2 separate regions of the Homo sapiens genome follow, and region 1 is linked to region 2. A link is an interaction called in ENCODE POLR2A ChIA-PET data of the cell type or tissue named here. Cell type or tissue: PC-9. All regions are shown on one strand.

Region 1 (2,500 bases), 54 kb before region 2:
GGCGACCACAGTGTGGTTTGGGGTTGGAGCTGAGAGTGAAAGGTGGGAAGGAAGGAGAGAGAAGCAGCCCCCCACCCAGTCCTGGGGGGCCCTGTACAGGCAAGTGAAGGCCCTGGAGCACCATTCCAGGCAGTGGGCAGGGAGGGAGAGGCCAGATCTAGGGAGTAGAAAGGGCAGCAGCAGGGGGTGGGGCTGAGGAAGACGGGACTCTGAGGACGACACCCGGCTTTCTGGCTTGGGCAGCGGGGGGTCCGTTGTCTGGGGAGGGGCCCTGGAGAAGACCTGTGTGCCACATCTTCTCTTGGGGAGGCATCACCCACGAGGTGGTCTGGGCCCAGCCGTTTCCTCCTGGGCCCCTGTCTGTGTCTTCAGTCCGAGAACTGGGCCAGGGCTGGGCAGATTTAACAGCCATCCGGAGCCTGTGGCATCTGCCTCGCCAACCAAATTCTGACCTTCTGGTGTTTAGGGTTGCAAAGTGTAACTTCCTGTTTTTAAGAGAAAAGGATTAGAAACACTTATAAAAAAGCCTTTTGAAAGGCATCAAAAGACTTCCTGAACGTCAGATGACTCTTACAAAAGAGCCAGTTAATGATTTAAGCAACATGAATGAGAACCATACTGGCCGCACCCACCGTGGTCTCACAGCTCCTTACAGTGCCCAGGAGGGCTTGGTGGCCAAGTGCAGTGGGGATGGAGGGGACCCGGAGAAGCTAAAAAATACTCCTGGGGGCAGTGGACGCCCTGTCTCTGGACACAGGTGTCAGAGGGGATGGTCAGGGGACATGGAGTTTGGCAGTGGCTGGGCAGCCCTAGCCAGGTGAGCCCTAACCTCTTGCCCCATCGGCTCTCGGCTCCAGCATTTCCAACCTCCTCAGGTTCCTCAAAGTTCCATCAACCTCCCCTGATGCCTAGTTCTAGTCCATCTCAGCCACCCACTGCCCCCTCCTCTGTATCTAAGCTGTGGACATCCAAGTGTCCCCTCGGCCTGGTGGACTCGCCACCTTTGTGTGGTCTGCCTTGAAGTTTCCCCTGTCCCCCCACCACAGCCCAGACCCTGCCGACCATGGTGGCTGCCTCCCTGCTGGACTCTGGTGCTGCCTCTGTTCTGTCTGCTCATCCTTGGCCCTCTGCTGCTGCCCGGTGTCCCTGTCCTGGACACAGAGGAGGTGCAGACCTTGTCCCACTCTTAGTAGGACAGGGTCTCCTCCACCCTGTGCTGTGGTCTGGCCTCTGAGAAGGCGTGGGAAAGGCCTGGCGACTCCTCGCTAGGGGCTGGGGCCACCCCAAGAAGCCTGTGGTCCCCAAAGCTGGGCTTAATGGAGATTCAGAGCTGCAGATGCTAGCCCCCTGTTCCCTGGAGCCCTGTCTTCATGGAGAGTGGGAGCTCTGAGGACCCCCCTACTTTCTGCATTGCAGGTATGGCACCTCTGCCTCATCTCCCTACCAACCCAGAGGCCCCTGACTGCTTCCTCTGCCCAAGCTCTCAGGCTTTTCAGAACCACCTAGAGGCCCCGGCCCAGCCTGGGTCCTGCCCACTGAGCCAGCCAGGTGCCCCTTGGCGCCTGCCACCCTGGCCTCATTCCCACACCTGGGCCAGCTGACCTCACATGTCCTTCCAGGACCTCCCCAGTTAGGAATCTTTGCTCCTCAGTTTTGCTCCAAAGAGGGCACGCCGTTACTTAGGCAGCTATTAAACACTTCAGTGGCTCCCAGAAAATGCCAAGGAATTCTTGGAATAAAAATAACAATGAATAAAGTTGCCTGGAAATGAGGCTATGGGGCTGAATTTGATTACGCCCCATTTAGAAGAGAAAATTAGCTTATTACAGCTGAGGTGAGGCGAGGATTTCTGTCTTCTTCAGGAAAAAAGACACTTTTCAGCCTCTCCTCCCCCAGGCCCAGTGCCCCCCCCACCCCCAGTCCTGAGTTTTAAGGTGATCTGGGCCTTGGCTAAGGTCACGCCCTCAAGGGCTAGCACTCCTAGGCCGGGGCTGGTGGCTGTCCCGACGCATGGGCCAGTATCTGGTGGCCACACTCGCCGGGTTAGCACATCCCCGTGATGGGTGTCTGTGCAGATGTGGGGTGGAGAGGTGAATGCTGTGGGTTTCCTGGTCACCCCTGCAAAGCAAAACCCACAATTCCCGTGCTATCTGCCTGCACCTGCCCCAGGAACCTGCATGTCACCCCCACTCTCCCTCCCTCACCACACAGACCTGCTCATCCCACCTCCTAGATAGATGTATGTAGAGTCTCTCCACCCTTCTGTCAGGCCCGGGCGTCCTCCCCATCTCTCTTTCAGCCACGACACACAGGATCTCCCTCCTGCCCAGCCTCACCCTGGTGTACCCCCTGCTGGATACTCCTCTATGGCTCCCCATTGTCCTCAGGACCAAGGCAGAACTCCTTATCCTGGCACATGAAGCTGTGTTCGTTTCCCTCAGCTGCTTTGATGGCTGGTTTTTATGTGTCAACTTGACTAGGGCACAGGGTGCCCAGATAT
Region 2 (2,500 bases):
GCAAAGTTTGCTGGGGACTTGAGTAACTCTCCAGGGAAATGTCTTCCCTGGAGCAGCCTGGGTCCAGGTTACCATTTTCAGGCTCAGCCTCCACACGTGCCACAGGAGAGAGATGGCGCTGCCGAGTCTGGTGGTGTCAATGGCTTTAGTCTAGGAGCGATTCACATCGCTTCCTCTCAGAGCCCTTTGGCCAGAGCTAGTCCCAAGCCCAGGCTAATTGCTGGGGTCAGAGACTGTGTTCATCTGTCGCCTGGAGGAAGAAGAGCATTTAATATGGGTAAGCAGTAGAAGCCTCCACATGCAGCAGGTGGTTTTCTCAAGTTGCCCCTCCACTGGCGTTAGAACCTCTGAGGTTCTGGTTTGGTGCAAGGATGGCAATCCTGCCATCCCACCTTCTCTCTGCCCCTGGATGGCCACTGAAAGCCACTGGGACTGCCTGACACCTGAGGTGGCTTCATGCCAGCACCGACTTATCACTCTCGCTCTTGGCTTTCCCCTGCCTTTGGCCTCTGGGAAACTCCTTGCCTTTCTTGTAAGCTCAGTTCCACGTGGAAAGTGATGTGTAGTGTATTTTATGTAGCACCCTGGGCACTTAGTTTTGGGAGGTATTAGTATTCACACTTTATAGAAGAGGAAAGAAAGCAGAAAGCCTCAGTACCTTGCCCAAGCCACACATCAGGGATGTCCTGGAGCCGTGCTTCTCAGCCAACCTCTTCTGACTCGGCAGCCAGTGCTCCTCTTGGGAGCCATGGTAGTCTCCTTCCTACAGAGAGGCAGGGATTGGGTCTGGCATGGAACTTTGGGGCAGGCTTCCCAGAGGAGGTAGCCTTTGACCTGGTCTAGAAGGATACACAGTGGGTCAACGGGAGGACATGGCGGAGGATGCAGCCTGGGCAAGGGCCTGAGGGTGTGAAAAGGCAGAGACACATGTTAGGTGCTCAATCAATGTTTGCTGAATAAACGAATAAATACATAGCCAGGGAGAGGAACGGGGGGGATGAATAACGCTGTTGGTAAAGCATGAGTCAGTTTCTTGCAATGGCTTGTGTTTGACCTGCCGTTTTTCTACCTGCTCTTGCCTAATTTCCTAAGCTAAACAAACTGGGAAGAATTTGTGGGAATGCCAGAGAATGAGTCTCTCTTCCAGTCTTAGCAATTGCAGTTACCTAAAATTACAAGCCTGTCTGATCTCATTAGCAAAATAAGACTCAGCGAGGACCCAAGGTGGAAGTTCAGTCCTGACAAGGAGACGCTGAGGTCTTTTCAGGGCTCCAGCTCCCTGCTCCCTGCTCCCGGAGCCCCCCGCCCCTGAGCCCTGACTAACATCTCAAATCTCTGGCAGCTGGAGGCCTGTTGAGTTAGCTCCCGCAGGTCTGGTCCATCAGCACGCCCGGGGAGGAAGAGAAAGCAAACAGGGAAATTCCGAGTTCAGCCTGGACTTCAGTCAAACCCGCTTTCCTTCATAAACACCCTCCCTTGCACTTATTACAATGAGGGAACTTGAGCCAGTGGCCTGGAGCAGGGATTAGATGATCCAGAAAGGGCCACCGAGGCATCTGTCGATGGGAAAGCCAGCGAGTGTGTCTCAGCCACTAAGTGATGGCTCTACAGGGCACTTAGAGGAACGTTTAGGGGCCTCAGACCTATTTAAGGACCTTGAGTTTCAGGTAATGAGAGAGTCAAAGATATTTAAGCTCGCAGAATAAAATCAAGAGGTCTTATTTGTAGAGTAAAGCCGAGGCTCTCTTGGGAACGTTTTAGAAGACAGAAACATTGTTGCCTGCTCTGATGGCTAGAGTATTTCACAAGAGTAATGCTTCTTTATTGATCGCCTCCTGGGGGCCAGGCTGGAATTAATGCTTTTACACCAATTAGCTTAAGCAATCCTCATAAAAGCTCTGCAGAGCAGGTATCATTATCCCTGTTTTGCAGATGAGGGATTGAAGATGGGGTGGTTAAGTAACTTGCCCCAGGTCACTTAACTGGTAAGTGTGGCCCGGGGACCCGGCCTGTCCATTAAGCTCCGCAGGCCCAGGGCGAGGATGTCTGTCTCAACCTGATACCTTTAGGGGCCCAAGAACATCTCTCTAACTTTGCTTAAACCAGAAAAAAATATGTGGAAGCATTTGAAGATTTATTAATTTTTTTATTTTTAAATTTTATTTATTTATTTCATACTTAGGGACATTTACTACAATTTTCCCCCCAGCTTTTATTTTAGGTTCAAAGGTACATGTGCAGGTTTGTTACATGGGTAAATTGCATGTCATGGGGTTTGGTGTACAGATAATTTTGTCACCCAGGTCATCCGAATAATACCTGAAAGGTAGTTTTTCCATCCTCAGCCTCTCCCCTCCCTCCACCCTAGAGTATGTCCCAGTGTTCCCTGTTTCCTCCTTTGTATCCATGTGTGCTCAGTGTTTAGGTCACATTTATAAGTGAGAACATGCAGTATTTGATTTTCTGTGCCTGCGTTAATTCGCGTAGGATGACGGCCTCC

The links. Peaks named below come from ENCODE experiments on the same cell type or tissue, not always from the same donor. Only the 100,000 strongest peaks of a DNase experiment are listed, where the experiment ranks them.
Region 1: POLR2A ChIA-PET joins it to region 2 with 6 read pairs; 2 of 35 experiments call an interaction of 5 or more read pairs at or near these places.

The regions. Positions count from the first base shown.
Region 1 is chr14:101,533,440-101,535,939 of GRCh38, reverse strand. The region is part of intron 4 of LOC105370673 (a long non-coding RNA gene); the gene reads left to right. Among named protein-coding and RNA genes, the nearest start is that of DIO3OS, 26 kb to the left of the region's middle. In PC-9, no CTCF peak of the experiment used is centred here; no DNase peak of the experiment used is centred here.
Region 2 is chr14:101,479,699-101,482,198 of GRCh38, reverse strand. No RefSeq gene overlaps it. Among named protein-coding and RNA genes, the nearest start is that of LINC03117, 5.2 kb to the right of the region's middle. In PC-9, a CTCF peak has its summit at 1,927; DNase peaks (open chromatin) are centred at 1,038 and 1,788; H3K4me3 peaks cover 1,593 bases; H3K27ac peaks cover 2,436 bases.